2 separate regions of the Homo sapiens genome follow, and region 2 is linked to region 1. A link is a loop called in an ENCODE intact Hi-C map of the cell type or tissue named here. Cell type or tissue: heart left ventricle. All regions are shown on one strand. Links, peaks and the distances in the headings refer to the core of each region. The heading gives the core; the rest is flanking DNA. Region 1 overlaps PCSK7 (proprotein convertase subtilisin/kexin type 7). Region 2 has its middle 16 kb from the start of PAFAH1B2.

What was found. A loop is a pair of places that touch in the nucleus more often than their neighbours do. Peaks named below come from ENCODE experiments on the same cell type or tissue, not always from the same donor. Only the 100,000 strongest peaks of a DNase experiment are listed, where the experiment ranks them.
Region 2: it touches region 1 in a loop (3-fold over the local background); 4 of 110 quality-filtered maps call a loop at or near these places.

What each region holds. Positions count from the first base shown.
Region 1 is chr11:117,217,861-117,226,827 of GRCh38, forward strand. PCSK7 (proprotein convertase subtilisin/kexin type 7) reads right to left here. Exons shown (of 17, transcript NM_004716.4): 6 at 8,071-8,161; 7 at 6,841-6,895; 8 at 6,218-6,356; 9 at 5,348-5,448; 10 at 1,731-1,898; 11 at 1,197-1,304; 12 at 606-708. Among named protein-coding and RNA genes, the nearest start is that of PCSK7, 9.7 kb to the right of the region's middle. RefSeq lists enhancers at 1-847, 1,302-1,802. In heart left ventricle, for the core only: a CTCF peak has its summit at 4,525; DNase peaks (open chromatin) are centred at 560, 2,891, 3,985, 4,255 and 2 weaker places; H3K4me3 peaks cover 722 bases; H3K27ac peaks cover 5,404 bases.
Region 2 is chr11:117,123,833-117,132,799 of GRCh38, forward strand. It overlaps the pseudogene LOC101060089. Among named protein-coding and RNA genes, the nearest start is that of PAFAH1B2, 16 kb to the right of the region's middle. In heart left ventricle, for the core only: no CTCF peak of the experiment used is centred there; no DNase peak of the experiment used is centred there.

The sequences.
Region 1 (8,967 bases), core at 347-8,346:
GCCTCTTCGCTCAACATAAAACCAGGTCGCTGGCTTAGAGGATACAACCCCTTCAGACAATCCTGGTTCATGCTGGCCACCATGGAGGCGGAGGCAGAGGATGGGTCACTAAAGCCTAGGAGACTTCTACAAACCCTCTGTCCATCCCCAGCAGACCACATCTGACTCTCTCTATTAGGTAAGCCAGAGAATCAAAGGAAGAAATGCCTAACTCCTTTACTTCATCCAGACACCCGAGGACTGACCAGAGTTCTCTGGCAAGATCTTAGCATGGAAGTCACAGGAGCTTCTCTGAGCTCTCACCCCGGTCTCGCCTGACCTCCCCAAGCCCCAGTCCCATGCCTCCCACCCGCCCTCCTCCTCAGTTGCTCTGCTGCTCCTTTTCACTACTAGGAACCCAGGAGAAAGGTCTTGTTTAAGCAGCTGGGGGAGCCAACTCAGAAGCAGTAACATGTCCTAAAATGGTCAAAGAAAACTCCACAGGTTTGGCTGGAGCTCAGCTCCGAAAGGGGGTAGAATCTGGCAGGGAGGACGAGTTTAACTTCCTTGTCACCCGGCCCCAAACCTCAGGCCTAAGATTAACCCCCTTTGTGCTGATTACTTACCATTCCACAGGACCTCCAGGGAACGGGGGGACTGCGGAATCGCCTTGTTTTCTTTTAACACGGGACTGACGTAGGATGCTAAGTAAGGGACAGATGTCCAGATCTATGAAAGGAAAGGAGGGGATGGCAAATCAACAAACAAGAATGATCACACCCACATTCTCACAAACACACACGCCCTTGTCAATACGATCTTGAAGGTTTAGCTGTCTTTATTTTTCCACTCCTCATCATCTTCCTTCAGCCCTCAGCTCCTGCTTGCTCGCTGGAATGCTCCGTACAGCCCCCAGCTAAGGAACCAGAGGAAACAGCTGTGTCCAGGGTGGAGGAGGGGAACCAGAGCATCCTGAGTCCCACACATACTCAGGTCCCATTTACTCTATTAGTAGTTTGGAAACTTCAGTGATAGCATTGAGCCTGCTTTCTCATTTGTAAAATGGATATCAGCTGGGATGAAGGTTGAAGTTGTTAAATCAATGAACTGAATGAACATTTACTAGGCACCTATGATATCCCAGGCAGTTTGGGGCATTCAGCTCCGACCCTTGGTCACTCCACACAGGGCACCCTGCCCTGCCAACACCTGTTCACCTTGGCTGCATTCACGAGCCTCCAGGCGTTGAGGAGGCCGAAACCGTGCTGGTGGCTATGGCTGAAGCCTGCCTCGTTGGTGACCCACTCTGCACGGCGATCCTCATACTGAAAGGACAGAGGTCCTGGTTAGTCTCTTGCATTGCCAGTGTAGTCTCAACAATCTGACTCTGGTTTCCCTGCTTGCCCTGCTGGCTGATCCAGTCCACGCTCTCCCACTATGGCTACTGGGAATGGATTCCCCAAGGCAAGCTGGGACAAAAGGTCAAAGCCCATGATGTCACCACCCCACTGGCTTGCTTCTAGAGAAGGGGCCAGGAGGCACAGCCAGAGCTCCCCTTTGCAGATAAAATGAGTTTAGGCCTGTGGTCTTTGTGGGGTCCCCACACCTGTTCTTTACATATGCAACTCTGAAAGGGACTCTGAAAGAGACTTAGTATCTAACATTTGGGACATTGAGAATCTAAGGCCACCTGATACCCGAACTCTGGAGCAGGCTGGGCCAGGCCACTTGTCTACCTGCTGGTATCTCACCCGGGTGGCTGTGAAGACAATGATGTGCTGGACGTCACGCCACGTGAGGCAGGGCCGCACCTGCAGCATTAAGGCTATCATGCCAGCTGCCAGAGGCGCTGCAGCTGAGGTCCCTGTGTGGCCCTCAGTGCAGCCAGTGCCCTTCTGAAGGTCCCAGTCAGTGGTCACCTGGAAGTGAAACAGGAAAAGGAAGTAGGTTAGAGACTGAGTTCAAGCTGGGGACAGTGGTGTGCACCTATAGTCCCGGCTACCTGGGAGGCCCAGGCAGGAGGATTGCTTGAGCACAGGAGTTATGACTGTGCCACTGCACTCCAGCCTAGGTGGCTGAGTGAGAACCCATCTTTAAAAAATAAAAAAAGAATATTTTTTAAAAAAGAAGCTAGAGACTGAGTTCAAAGTTGTTATGGGGGAAAGGTACAGGGCTGGTCCTCAGAACAGGTCTCACAGGTGGACCCTTCCTTTGTTAGAGCTGAATCTTTGACCAGAGAAGGACCCAATAGCAGGGCAGGGCAAAGGAAACCCTAACCCTCCTGGCCTCCTAACAGAATATCTGGAGAACAGAGACAAAGATAATAAAAGTTACTTTTGAGGGTGTGGTTGTTGGCAAAAGGAGGCAGAGATAGGAAAGGGCTCCCATCCAGTGCAGATAAGGGTTTCCCAACTCTTTTCTTTTTTCTTATTTTTCCTTGTCGCCTAGGCTGGAGTGCAGTGGTAAGATCATAGCTCACCACAGCCTCGAACTCCTGGGTTCCAGCGATCCTCCTGCTTCAGCTTCCCATGTAGCTGGGACTACAGGCGTGTACCACTGCACCACACTAATATTCTTATTTTTTGTAGAGACAGCATCTCACTATGTTGCCCAGGCTGGTCTCGAACTCTTGGCCTCAAGCAATCTTCCTGCCTTGGCCTCCCAAAGTGTCGGGATTAACAGGCATGAGCCACCATGGGGGGGCCTCCCGATTTTTGCTCCTAATATTCTTGCTCCCATTCCTAAATTCTCTATCCCAACTCCCAACTCCAAACCCTTCAACCCCCACAACCAAGCTAGACAGAGGAAGTGGCCAGGGGAGCTACTGGGCCCAGCTGGAGCTGGGACAACACTGACGGCACTATTCAAGGAAATCCAATTTGGCAGCTCCGCGACAGGGGCTGGAATGATGTCGGCGTGAACACAGGGAGTGTGTTCCAGCAAGAGAGGACTGTGTCCTTGCCCACCCCCGAGCCCTGCATGGACTCAGTGTCTATAAGGCCCGCCTGCCCGGCTCTACAGCTCTCAACAGGACAAGCTGCCTCACTGCTCTGGGCCAGATGCCATGAAACCCCTTCTCTCTGTGTGGTTCTGAGGTGGGGAGCGAGAATGGGGCAAGGGGAGGCAGTGACTGCCTGGCATCGAGCTCTTTTGGGGCTGTCATCACCCCTGGAGACTCAGAGGGTTTAGCTGAGGCGGGCCCTGCCTAAATCTGCTCCACTCTATGGCACTTGGATCGTTGGCCCATGGTGTCAGTGCTAACACCGGAGAATTTCTTTCTTCCAAACTTCTCTTCTGGGTCAGATACCAGGGTGGCGACTTCTGCCAAGAGCTGCCCTTTCTCCACTGTACTCACTGCTTCCCTCCCAGCTGTTAGAGCAGCTGCCAAGAGATGTAATTTTCACCCAGCCATGGCGCACTCCCAGAAAAAAAAGGGAAAAGCACTCTCCAAGTGGTTGTCTCAATGAGAGTGGGAGCCTGGTTTATGCAAGGGAGCGGGTTGATTTTTTTTCCTGTTAAGGAAACAGCCTTGCAGTGATAGTCTGAAGTGTGGCTGTGAAGCCCACGAACTTGTCTATGGTGGCAGGAGCCACAGGCAGGCATTGAAAAGTCCAGAGAAGCTTTGCTTCCCCAGGGAGCCAAATGGTGGGAAGCATATGCCCCCAGCCTCTGCCCTCAGAAAGACAGCTCTACCCAGCTGCCCTGGTCATTGACTAGAAACTGGCAACAAGAAGTTTCCATAGCAAGGACATTCCAAAGATGGGAACTCTGCTAAACACACTCTCTCTTCATTTCTGGGCAAATTACAGTTCAGATGGAAGAGGGTGGTGAGGGTGAGAAGCTGAGGTGAGTTAAAATGAGAAAGGCCAGGTACAGCAGAGCAAGAGTGACAATTATGTTGTAGAACCTTCTTAGGTCCCTGGCCTGGGCAGGGCGAGCTGGGTTCCCTAGAGTTCTGCTAGAGGGTGGAGTTTGGTATGTTCCTGTTCTTCCTCCTAACCCAGCCTGGCCTGCAGTGGGTGCCCTCTGTGCACACAGCCCAGCCTCTCTTCCCTCTCTACTTTAGTCCACTCCCTTTTCTCTTCTCCCTGGGGCTGGGAGGAGGGGGTAGTAGGGGTCAACTGGCACAGAGCCTTGGAACATTGTGTTGACCAGAAGTCATTTATTGGCATAACAAAATTTTAGTTTTGGAAAATAAATTTGACCCAGCAGGAAGACAAAGCAGCCTAATTCCCAATGGCCCCAGAGAGATCTCCCGACTCAGCCACTGGAGAAATTTGATACCACCTGGCTCCAGCCCAGCTCCTGCCTAGAGCCTCCTATGCCCACACTATATGGTTGCGGGCAACAGGGACAGGCAGGGAGCTCTAGGAAGATGGTCTAGAGGCCTGCCTTAAACCTGCTGGGATGGCGCTAAGCCCAGCTGGGTGTAGGCGATCGTCTTCAAATTCTTTAAATGGGTTCCACAGGTTAGAGAAGCTCCATGACCCTGCTCGAATTTCATTTGCTATGGCTCCAATTATAGCTCCAGAGAAAGAGCTCTCTCTGGTGTTGACATGAGACATTCCCCCACTCCTCTTCCCACTCATCCCATAAAAACGACAACCAGACTAGCTTTCCTCCTGAAGATGCACATGACCAGAACTCACAGTATTTACCTAAGAGCTGAAGGGCAATGGAATTAGGAGTTTTTTTTAAGTCCACAGAAATTAGCAAAAGCCCAAATTTTACCAAAGGAAGACACTGCAAAGAAGTTGTTTGTGCATTTCCTTGAGTGTGAAAAAGTTGTTTAATCCATGTGACACTTAGTTTCTTTTTTTTTTTTGAGAAGGAGTCTTGTTCTGTCACCCAGGCTGGAGTACAGTGGTGCAATCTTGGCTCACTGTAACCTCCGCCTCCTTGTTTCAAGCGATTCTCCTGCCTCAGCCTCCCAAGTAGCTGGGATTACAGATGCCCGCCACCACACCAGGCTAATTTTTGTATTTTTAGTAGAGACAGGGTTTCACCATGTTGGCCAGGCTGGTCTTGAACTCCTGACCTCAAGTGATCCATCCGCCTTGGCCTCCCAAAGTGCTGGGATTACAGGAGTGAGCCACCATGTTTGGCCCCATGTGACACTTAGTTTCTAAAAATATGTATATTCGTCCTAAATCCAAATTTCTAAGATAAAAGCATTCCCAAGATGTATTCAGAGTCCCCGAGTCTACTACTCCAAGGGTGGCATGCCTTAAGACATCCAGCTCTGTGGGGGAAGAGGAGCCTGAGTGTTGGGGCGGGGAAGCAGGGAACAGTGAGAAGCGCTGTGATGTCTGAGACGTGAAGTCTTGTGGGAAAGGGGCAGGCCGTGGAGGGCCCGGGAGGCACTCACAATGCTCCGAAGCATCTTGTCCCCACCACTGAAGGTGACTGCCAGCATGGAGGCACATTCTTCTGCATAGAAAGGCATGCGTCCCTCCTCATCCACAGCTCCTAGGGACAGAGGAGGGAGATTAGAGCTGAGATGCAGAGGGGGTCCTGTGGCAGGGGCTTGCTAATGTCAGTTATCTTGGAGTTACCATCCTGGGGGGCTGTCCTGAGTTTGAAACATGATCTGAGCGGCCCACGTCCCTCAGAGCAGTCCTGATCCTCTTCTGAACAGGCAGTCTCAAGTGGCAGAGGGCATTCTGTGCCGCAATACCATTCTTTCAGTAGGCTCTGGGGTACAACTGGCAGCCTTCTACCTTCATACCCACTTATTCATTCACATGCTTACTGTTTTCAACATTCATTACCCATCTACTGTGGGTCACACCCGTGCCAGGCATCAGGGCCATATGGAAAAGGCCGCAGTCCTAGTCTCGAGGAGCCTAGAGTCAGGTAGAAGTCAGGTAAGTAAATAAACACATGCTAACTGGGAGCACAGGCAAAGGGCACTTAATTTAGGCCTGTGGGGAGTCAGGGGAGGCTTCCAGCAGGCAGAAGGTGGCCCACAGAAAGACAGGCCAGAGCAGAGGCCTAACCAGCTGTGGTGGGGTGGAGGCAGCTCGGTGATCTCCAGATGATGGCTTGAAGGTGTTCCCAGGGTATGCTGACATCTAAGAAGTCCCAAGGTCCTCTGCAAGCAGGGCTAGTCCTATCTGAGCCCAAAGAGATTATTGTGCTCACACATTTAGACACACACAGAAGCTAGGACAAGACGTGTGATGCCCTAACCCTTCGGTGACACACACACAGGAGCACAGAAACATTGGGTGACTACCTATGGTGACGGTGTAGATGGAGTTGGCGTAGCCATCGTAGTTGCAGTTGTCGTTGTGTTGGCCTCCGTTGCCACTGGCTACCACAAAGATGCTCCCAAAGCCCTGGCGACCAGCAATCACCCCATGTTGTAAGGCAGCCTGAGGAGCCAAAACATCAGGGTGTCAGTTGAGGAACCCACAGAAAGACCTCCGCCTACCACATCAGTCACCCTCTCCACCCCTTCTAGAAACAAAGGGAAAAAAGTTCAAAGGGCACTGGGCATGGGGGAAAGATTGGAAGATGGACCCCGCATGTGAGGGAGCTGTGAGTTGACCCAGGATGTGGGGCAGCTGTGAGTTGAATGATGACTGATGGACACCCTCTGCTTATCAGAGGACAGGGTGGGGCCAGGCATGGGAGCTGAGGATAAGATGAAAGGGAAACAATCTCAAAGCACTGTTCCATTTCCCTCTCTAGGAACAAACGTCCCCTAGGCTTCCTGCCCCGACGTTAGGTGTTCTCTTCCTGAAAGGAGACTGAGCGTGGAGGTGGAGTGGGAAGATGGGTCAACTTGCAGCAGTTCTCCCGGGACTGTATGAAGAGGGCATCCCGTTTCTCAGAGTCTTTGTGCAGGCCAGTTACCTTTCCAAGCTGATGGGGGCCATCCACTGTCTTCCCATCGTCATCTGGTCCCCAGCTGTTGAGAAATAAATACCTAGAGGGGACAGCCAGAGCCAGGCTGCGGCTACCCACCCAGCGCCTCCCAGTCTCAGCTGGCTGCCCTTTGACCTGCAGCTCTTAACTCCTCCCAAGGGTTCCACTTAAAGGCTTCCGTGATTAAAAGGCACAGGGTTCAAAGGTCCATCCCCTCTCCAAAGTGGAAAACAGAAGTGTGCTAAGGCTCTTCTTTTCCTTGTGAATGTCCCCATAGCCCATAGTGGCAGAGAGGGACAGAGGTCACTCATCTCCTGATCTAGGGATCAGAGACATGTAGACCTTTTTTTTTTTTTTTTTTTCTCCTGAAACGGCGTCTTCCTCTGTTGCCCAGGCTGAAGTGCAATGGCGCGATTTTGGCTCACTGCCACCTCCACCTCCCAGGTTCAAGCGATTCTCCTGCCTCAGCCTCTGGAGTAGCTGGGATTACAGGTGCCCACCACCAAGCCTGGCTAATTTTTGTATTTTTAGTAGAGATGGGGTTTCACCATGTTGGTCAGGCAGGTCTTGAACTCCTGACCTCAAGCAATCCACATGCCTCAGCCTCCCAAAGTGCTGGGATTACAGGCGTGAGCCACCGCACCTGGCCCAACTCGTAGGGTAGAAGGCAGAGCGCCCATGAACTTCTGTGGAAGCTCTTGGTTCTCAGGTTGAGGAGTTCTCTATTCTGTCTCTATCGGGAAGTGTACCCTGTGGATGATGTCATGGATTTAAGGGAGGTATGTCGGGGGAGGAACAGGTGCCATCAATGCCATGTGGGCCCCCAACCCCATTTCCTTCTTGTCCAGTCCAGCACAGCCATGCCCTGAAGGTGCAGTGCATTGGCGTGGGGTGGGGGATTGGTGTTGGGCATTCAGCTGGCCTGTGGATGGAGAAGAAAGCCCGCTTTCTTGCAGAGGCCTTAGGAGTTTAGAAAACAAATAAATGTGCACAGGCCAGGGCTTCTCATGTGGCAATCTGATTACGGGGGTGACGGGGGCTTAAGGTTGAGTGCCCAGTGGCTGGGAATCTAGAGAAATGAAGGCAATGGACTTATTAGCTGAACCCAATGAGGAGACCCCTGCTCCGGCCTAAGTCAGCCCACTGGTTGGGATTTTGTTGGCGGATTTGTCCCAGGTGCTCCAGGCTCTTGCCCTCTCATCTGCAGCTCTGCCTCACCTGCAGCTGTAGATGTCATTGATCTGATAGTGCTTGTTGAACGCCACTGCCTCCATGCTGTCTGTGAGAGGTCCATCCAGTACCCGGATACCTAGGCAATGAAGGCCACAGCAGCTCCTCACTAATGCTGGTCTCCTAGCCGGGGAACTGGGAGGTGGGGAGCCATATGTGGGAGACTTATTTTTCCCTACATGCTCTTTGTACATTTTGCTTTTTTTTTTTTTTGAGATAAAGTCTTACTTGTCACCCAGACTGGAGTGCAGTGGCATGATCTCGGCTCACTGCAGCCTCCACCTCCTGGGTTCAAGCGATTGTCTTGCCTCAGCCTCGAAGTAGCTGGGACTACAGGCGCATGCCACCACACCCGGCTAATTTTTGTATTTTTAGTAGAGATGGGGTTTCACCATATTGGTCAGGCTGGTCTCGAACTCCTGACCTCAAGTGATCTGCCTGCCTTGGCCTCCCAAAGTGCTGGGATTACAGGTGTGATCCCCATAGCCCCCACGCCCAGCCCATTTTGCATTTTTACACCATGTATACGTATTACTTGTCCCCCCACCAAAAAAATATATATATAGAGAGAGACAAAGTCTGGCTCTGTCGCCCAGGCTGCAGTGCTGTGGCACTTTCAGAGAAGGGACTTGGACAGGGTTTCTGGCTCCTCCGGTCTCATTTATGGAGAGCTACTGCCCTCTGCTGGAGTATAAGAGGAATAGTCTGTTCAGTCTGTAGGTTCCCAAGCACATAAGGAGTTATGGTGAGGGCTTCCCCATTCATTCCCTTCACCTTTTGCCTTGATGGACAGACGTTGAGTGTGAAAGAACCACAGAACCACCTCCAGGGAGGAATAGGGCTGCTCAGCTCCCCCAAAAGGATGGAGAGCAGCCCGTGACCATC
Region 2 (8,967 bases), core at 281-8,280, 94 kb before region 1:
AGGTTGCAGTGAGCCGAGATGGCAGCACTGCACTGCAGCCTGGTGACACAGTGAGACTCCATCTCAAATAATAATAATAATAATGAGGATGATAATAAATAAAAATAATAAAACCAGAACATTTTATACCTGAAAAGGTTCTGGATCATGTTTTGCAATCCCTTTACGTTGCAGATGAGAAAACAGCCTCAGAGAGATGAAACTACCAGTCTGAAGGCTGCAGATATTAAAGGACTTCTCTGAGCTCACACAAAAAAGAGCAGAGTTGGAATCTGAAGTTATATCAGCTAACTTTCTCTTTATGAATTCAGCACTCTTACCTTTATACTGTTTCCTTCCAGAAGGAAGTGGGAAAAAAATGCCTAGAAACCAGATGATCAAAGCAGCAACAAGGAATCCTCTCCTTTTTTTGACTATGACAGGCTAAAGATCTGGGAGTCAAGGCAAAAAAAAGAAGGGGCAACAAGGCCTTAGTCAGCTGAGGTGGCCAAAACAAAATACAACAGACGGGGGGACTTAAACAACAGGAATTTATTTCTCACAGTTCTGGAAGCTGGGATGTCCAAGGTCATGGTTCTGGCCAATTCAGTTACCTGGTGAGGGCCTTCTTGCTGACTTGCAGATGGCCCTCAACAGGCATCTTGCTGTATCTTCACATGGCAGAGAAAAAGAGCTCTTGTTTCTCCTCTTCTTCTTATAAGGACACTAATCACATCATAAAGGCCCCACTCTCAAGACCTCATCTAAACCTAAGTACCTCTCCAAGAAAAGCCCCATCTCCTTATACCATTACATTGAGGGTTAAGGCTTCAATATATGAATTTTGGGTGGCATGGGATGTCACAAATATTTAGACCATAAGACAATCTCAGGTACAAGCAGGAAAAGGCACCACATACAAGAGGGCAAGTTGAAAAAGGAAAGAATGAGGATGAAATAAAAATGAATTGGCTGGGCGCAGTGGCTTATGCCTGTAATCCCAGCACTTTGGGAGGCCACGGCAGGTGGATCACCTGAGGTCAGGAGTTCGAGAGCAGCCTGGCCAAAATGGCAAAACCCCGTCTCCACTAAAAATATAAAAATTGGCTGGGCATGGTGGTGGGCACCTATAATCCCAGCTACTGGGGAGGCTGAGGCAGGAGAATTGTTGAACCCAGGAGGTAGAGGTTGCAATGAGCAGAGATCATGCCATTGCTCTCCAGCCTGGGCAGCAGAGTGAGACTCCGTCTTAAAAAAAAAAAAAAGAAAAGAAATAAAAATGAATTGTTCTCAGTCGTCTTTCACATTTCCTGCTGAGATCTGGGAGATGAGGAGGGAAGAGAGGGAAGGTAGCAGCTAGCTTTAGAGTATAAGCATTATAGCTGGTTCCTGAAGCTGACAGCAGTGGAGTAATGGAAAGAGACCTGAACATTGAGTGAGTTAATGGTGATTCAAGGCTCAGCTCCGCAACCAAGTGGTTGGTGACCTTGGACAGCTTGAATGATCTCATCTGCAAGGTGAAGATAATAATAACCTAACTAATAAAGTTGTTATAAAAACTAAATGAGACAATACTTACAAAAGTACTTTTTAAATTATAAAGGGTTACTTAGGTTTGTTTTGCTTCACGGTAGGATAGTTCTGGGGCTACACTAATGTTACAGATATAAAAGAAGTGGAAAACATGGCCTCGGATCTCAAGTGTCTTATGATCCTATAGGATAAATAAAGTTTACAAACATGAAAAACCTTTAAGATAGCACATGGCTGCACAGGGTTGGATCAGAGCTCTCATCTTGTCTGTTGAAGATGACTCAGGTATGGCTAGGTGTGTCTGGCTAGCTGGTGGGATGGGTCTAAGGAAGTTTATTGGCAGGAAGGCTGGGCACTTCATTTGAGAGTCTTCCTTCTAGAGAAATAAGGAGCCAAGCATGATAGCCTTTTTCAAGAGCCAGTGCCTTGGTCATCAGAATGAGGTGTGGTCATTGTTACTCAAACGCAACTCTAGTTCGACCCCTTAGCTGAAAATCCAGGGCACGTGGAAAAGACAAGTCTCGTCTAGACATTGAAAGAGCTGTTTCTTGGATCAGGTGCTGTGGCTCACGCCTGTAATCCCAGCACTTTGGGAGGCCAAGGCAGGCGGATCTCTTGATATCAGTAGTTCAAGACCAGCCTGGCCAACACGGTGAAACATCATCTCTACTAAAAATACAAAAATTAGCTGGGCATGGTGGCATGCGCCTGTAGTCCCAGCTACTTGGGACGCTGAGGCACGAGAATCACTTGAACCCGGGAGGTGGAGGTTGCAGTGAGCAGAGATCACGCCACTGCACTCCAGCCTGGGCAACAGATTGAGACGCTGTCTCAAAACAAAAACAGAAAGAGCTGTTTCTCTGTCTCTGTAACACACTAGGGCTCAAATAACATGTTTTGGGACCTCTCTCTGAGTGTATATCCAAAAGAGCAAGGGAAATTATTTTATGCTACAGCCCAGGTACTCCTTTAATACCCAGAAGGCTCTCAATGGAGCAGTTGAAAAGACTCAGAGTGCCCACAAGAGGGAACAGAGTCATGGCAGTGCCAGCCTACAGAGTTGTCAGTATCCAGCAAGGACAACAGCACAATAACCGAATACAGCAGTGTGCATTGTCCCCATCAGAGCTGTGACAATCCCCAGCAGAAACTGCCACGCCAGCTAGTATGGTGGGAGGCGGTGTTAACAGCTCAGAGCATCCACAGCTCTTGATAGAGCACTGTGGATATTTTGGGACTGAAGGATGTTGGATATCCCATGGACTTGATAGGAACATTGAGGAAGGAGGCTCCTATTAGAAGATGGACCCTAAAAAGCCAGCAAATATTCATGTAAGACAGAGTTATTTCAGATAACAAAAATATCAGCAGACTGAAATCACTGACGTCACAGAGGAAGTGGTAACTGGACCATGGAGTTGATTTCTTGTTGCTTTCTGTGATGGTTAATTTTATGTGTCACCTTGATTGGGCTAAGGGATGTCCAGATAGCTGGTAAAATGTGACTTCTGGGTGTGTCTGTGAGGGTGTTTACAGATGAGATTAGCAATGGAATCAGTAGACCGAACAAAGAAAATCCATCTTCACCAATGTGGGCAGGCATCATCCAACCGGTCGAGGGGGCAAATAGAACCAAAAAAGCAGAGGAAGGGCAAATTTGCTCTCTCTGCTTGAGCAAGGACATTCATCTTCTCCTGCCCTCAGACATCAATGCTCCTGGTTCTCAGACCTTCAGGCCTAGAGTGGAGCTACATCATTGTCTTTCCTAGGCCTCCAACTTGCAGATAGCAGATGGTCGATTTCTCAGCCTTCATAATCTTATGAGCCAATGCCTCACAATAAAATTCTTTCTATATATCTACATATATCCTATTGGTTCTGTTTTTCTGGAGAACCCTAATACGTTTGCCATGTGTGTCTGAATGTCGAAAGGTGCTTCTTATTCCACAGATCTCAGAGAACATTCAACTATGAATTCTGTAATACCCAGAAGTGCCAATGGAGCTTGAAAAGAGTCTTTTTAACACCAGCGTGCCAGGCTACGAGCTGGGCAGCAATTCTTCCTGGCAAGTAGTTCTTGCAATTTGCCTATACCCAGAGCAGATGCTGCTTCTGCTTTTCCCAAAGAAAGCTTTCTCTATATTCTGCCTTTCCCCAGAGACACAGTGGAGACAGAATCCTTAACTCTTCCCCTGGTGAACAGGCTGTTCAGAGTCTCCTATGCCACACAGGAAAAGTCAGAAACGGGTGGTAGCTGGGGATGCAAGAGAACTAGTTTATCCATAGCCTTTTCTCACTGAAGATTACCTGCAAAGATGGTTTCCAAAGTTGCTTAGGGAATCTGCAGCAGTAAATCTCAAGTGGTCTGGTGGTTGCCATTGGCAACACTCTAGCTTCCCTGAAAACAAGGGACAGGTGTGCTTTTTGCCTCTTTAATATATTGGGGATGAAGGTAGGGGGTAGGGAGAAAGACTGACTGTTCCTTATTCTGAATTCATTTTAAAGATGACTACTCAATGAACTGTAAACGGAATGTCCCTTAATATTTCCTAAGGTGTAAAGCATTTCACGCTCCTGTTTTGAGAGAGAAACATCATCAGCAATCTAGCTAAGTGATAAATAAATCAAATGAAATTTAACGAAGGCAAAAGTTGCCAGGTCTATAAGCTTGCTCCATGAATGTAAGCAAAGAGAGTTGGTATAAATCAGTTCTTAATTTTTTTTTTTTTTTTTTTTTTTGAGACGGAGTCTCGCTCTGTAGCCAGGCTGGAGTGCAGTGGCATGATCTCGGCTCACTGCAACCTCCGCCTCCTGGGTTTAAGCGATTCTCCTGCCTCAGCCTCTAGAGTAGATGGGATTACAGGCATGCGCTGCCACGCTCAGCTAATTTTTGTATTTTTAACAGAGACAGGGTTTCACCTTCTTGTCCAGGATGGTCTCGATCTCCTGACCTTGTGATCCGCCTACCTTGGCCTCCCAAGGTGCTGAGATTACAGGCATGAGCCACCGTGCCTGGCCCAGTTCTTAATCTTTAGTGGCCATAGTCATCATCTGGAGACATTGCCTGAGGCATTCTAATTCAATACGCCTGAGTTGAGGCATGGGCAACAGCAGCCTTATTTACTCTTCTTTCCACTACTATCAAGAGTCTGCAAGCAACTTATTCAACCTCACCTTTAGAGCCTATGTCACCCTGACTGAAATGATTGAAAGAAAGCTTGGAAATTCATAAAAAGAAGGAGCCTGAAGATGTGACTGTCCCCTGGAATGCCAGTCCTTTCACTGATAAACTCCTTTCCTATTCCCAACGTGTCATTCCCATCCACCACTTCTAAGATTGGGGGAAGATTTGACTATAGCTAGAGCAAGAGTGAAAAAGCAGCATCGGCCAGGTGTGGTGGCTCACACCCCCAGTACTTTGGGAGGCTGAGGTGGGTGGATCACCTGAGTCAGGAGTTCAAGACCAGCCTGGCCAACATGGCGAAACCCCATCTCTACCAAAAATACAAAAATTAGCCAGGCATGGCAGCGGGTGCCTGCAATCCCAGCTGCTTGGGAGGCTGAGGCAGGAGAATCACTTGAACCTGGGAGGCAGAGGTTGCAGTGAGCCAAGATAGTACCAATACACTCCAGCCTGGGTAACAAGAGTGAAACTCCGTCTTAAAAAAAAAAAAAAAGCAGTTATTGGCAGGATGTTAGTGCATTCTATCTGTTGCTATGATTTAGCTACACTCTGGGCTAGAGACTCTAGAAACAGTGAAGAAGGAAAAATCAGAGTCCCACCTGGGCTTCAAGTACCAACCCTCCTCTACACCTATAAAGGTGAATGGCAGGCTTCTGAGTGCTGTAGATACTGCCTTAATGCCCTTCAAATCATAAAGGCTTTGATCTAATTATAAGGCCAATTCTTTTTTTTTTTTTTTTTTTGAGATGGAGTCTCGCTCCGTCACCCAGGCTGGAGTGCAGCGGCACGATATCAACTCACTGCAACCTCCGCCTCATGGGTTGGAGCGATTCTTCTGCCTCAGCCTCCTGAGTAGCTGGGACTACAGGCATGCACCACCATGCCCGGCTAATTTTTGTATTTTTAGTAGAGACAGAGTTTCACCATATTGGCCATGCTGGTCTCGAACTCCTGACCTCGTGATCCGCCTGCCTCGGCCTCCCAGTGTGCTGGGATTACAGGTGTGAGTCATGGTGCCCAGCGGCCAATTCTTGTTTTATTGGCACATAACAATTGCACATATTTATGGGATACATCTGACATTTTGATACATGCATACAATATGTAATAATCAAATCAGGGTAATTCGGGTATCCATCACCACAAATACTTATCATTTCTTTGTGTTGGGAATATTCCAAATCTTCCAGCTATTTTGAAATATGCAATAAGTTATTGTTTACTATAGTCACCCTACTTTGCTATCAAACACTAGAACTTATTCTAACTGTATTTTACTGTATTTTTGTATCCATTAACCAACATCTCTTTTTTTTCTTATTCTTTTTATTATTATTTTTCAGAGACAAGGTCCTGCTCTTTCGCCCAAACTGGAGTGTGGTGGCAAGATTATTTGTAACCTCGAACTCCTGGGCTCAAGCAACTCTCCTGCTTCAGCCTCTCCATTAGTTGCGATGACAAGCCTGCACCACTATGCCTGGATAATTTTTATTTGTTTGTTTTTTTGTAGAGATAGGGTCTTTCTATGTTGCCCAGGATGGTCTCAAACTCTTGGCCTTAAGAGATCCTCCTGGCTGGGCGTGGTGGCTCATGCCTGTAATCCCAGCACTTTGGGGGGCCGAGGCAGGTGGATCACGAGGTCAGGAGATCGAGACCACCCTGGCTAACATGGTGAAACTCTCTCTCTACTAAAAATACAAAAAATTAGCCGGGCGTGGTGGCAGGCACCTGTAGTCCCAGCTACTCGGGAGGCTGAGGCAGGAGAATCACTTGAACCCGGGAGGTGGAGGTTGCAGTGAGCCTAGATCGTGGCACTGCGCTCCAGCCTGGGTGACAAAGCTGAAACTCTGTCTCAAAAAAAAAAGAAAAAGAAAAAGAAAAAAAAGAAATGCCAATGTGAGCAAATCTCTTCTGAAAGAAGACGGCTAGGCAGGGCATAATGGCTCAGGCCTGCAATCCCAGCACTTTAAGAGGCTGAGGTGAGTAGACCACTTGAGGTCAGGAGTTCGAGACCAGCCTGGCCAACACAGTGAAATGCTGTCTCTATTAAAAATACCAAAATCAGCCAGGCGTAGTGGCACACACCTGTAATCCCAGCTACTCGGATGCTGAGGCAGGAGAATCGCTTGAGACTGGGAGGCAGAGGTTGCAGTGAGCTGAGATCACACCACTACACTCCAGCCTGAGTGACAGAGCATGACTCTGTCTCAAAAAAAAAAAAAAAAAAAAAAAGCCGGGCGCAGTGGCTCACACCTGTTATCCTAGCACTTTGGGAGGCCGAGGCGGGTGGATCACCTGAGGTCAGGAGTTGGAGACCAGCCTGGCCAACATAGTGAAACCCCGTCTCTACTAAAAATACAAAAATTAGCTGGGTGTGGTGGCAGGCGCCTGTAACCCCAGCTATTCAGGAGGCTGAAGCAGGAGAATTGCTTGAACCCGGGAGGGAGAGGTTGCGGGGAGCTGAGATGGCGTCATTGTCCTCCAGCCTGGGCGACAAAAGCAAAATTCTGTCTCAAAAAAAAAAAAATTAACCTTGACTTTACTCATCCATTAAACATTTACCAAGAAATATTTGTTGTGCCAGGCATTCCCTGGCACTGAGGCTACGAAGAGGTATAAGACGCTTGCCATAGAATAATTCATATTTAGTCAGGGAAAGAGACTTGTAATTAATTCAAAGAGAGAGATGGACATTATAATAGAAACACCAGTGGACTCTTGGAATTCAGAAATCAGGATTTTTATCTTGAGAAAGACCCTGAAAAGGCTTATTAAATGGATTTGTATGATTTTTTTTTTTTTGAGACGGAGTCTCGCACTGTCACCTGGGCTGGAGTGCAGTGGCGCAATCTTGGCTCCCTGCAATCTCTGCCTCCAGGGTTCAAGCGATTCTCCTGCCTCAGCCTCCTGAGTGGCTGGGATTACAGGCACCCGCCACCATGCCCAGCTAATTTTTTTTTTTTTTTTTAGTAGAGACGGGGGTTTCACTATGTTGGCCAGGCTGGTCTCGAACTCCTGACCTTGTGATCCACCCGCCTCAGCCTCCCAAAGTGCTGGGATTACAGGCATGAGCCACCGCACCCAGACAGGATTTGTTTGTTTAATGAGGCACAAATTTGAATGAAACTATCTTCAAGGTTGTTGTACAACAAAAGCAAAGCACTTAACCAGTAAGAGAGACCCAGATAACTACAACGGTTGTATGTTTTGTTTTTGTTTTTATTTTTGAGACAGAGTCTTGCTCTGTTGCCCAGGCTGGAGTACAGTGGGGTGATCTCGGCTCACTGCAACCTCGCCTCCCAGGTTCTAGAGATTCTGCTGCCTTAGCCTCCTGAGTAGCTGGGATTATAGGTGCGTGCCACCACACCTGGCTAATTTTTCGTATTTTTAGTAGAGATGGGGTCTCACCAAGTTGGCCAGGCTGGTCTCAAACTCTGTCAAAGTGCTGGGATTACAGGAACGAGCCACCATGCCCAGGAAAAGGGTGTATATTTTGGCCTGGCATGGAATTAATTCTTTACTCTTTCTGAAGCACACTTTTACACTTATTACATATCTGAAGTGATGACTTAAAATATTCAGGCACGTTTCATTGGAAAATTACGTGGTATAGTGGGGTTCTCAAAAATGAGAAGTTCTCAAAGATCTCAAGAAAATTTTCTTGGCTGGACGTGGTGGCTCACGCCTGTAATCCCAGCACTTTGGGAGGCCGAGGGGGGTGGATCACATGAGGTCAGGAGTTCGAGACCAGCCTGGCCAACATGGTGAAAACCCATCTCTTCTAAAAATACAAAAATCAGTCAGGCGCGGTGGCACGCGCCTATAATCCCCGCTACTCAGGAGGCTGAGGCAGGAGAATCGCTTGAACCCAGGAGGCGGAGGTTGCGGTGAGCCAAGATCGCACCACTGCACTCCAGCCTGTGTAACAAGAGTAAAATTCTGTCCCAAAAAAAAAAGAAAAAGAAAATGTACAGATGCACACATCCACACAAACACAGAAAGGGTCTGGGTGGATATTTACCAACGTGTTATGGAACAACATAACATCTGGGTGCTTTTTTGTTTTCATTTTCATTCATCTGCTTTTCCAGTTTACCTTCAGTTAATTTGTATTGTTTATCTAATAAGAAAACCCACAAGGAATGTAACTAAACCATTCAAAAGCAAAGCAACCCCCAATAAAGACAAGTCCAGAGTATGGCCAGGATGTGGGTAGCCGGCATAGCGTGGAGAAAGGTCTAGAGTTAAGGAGGTAAAGCACTGTGAAGTTC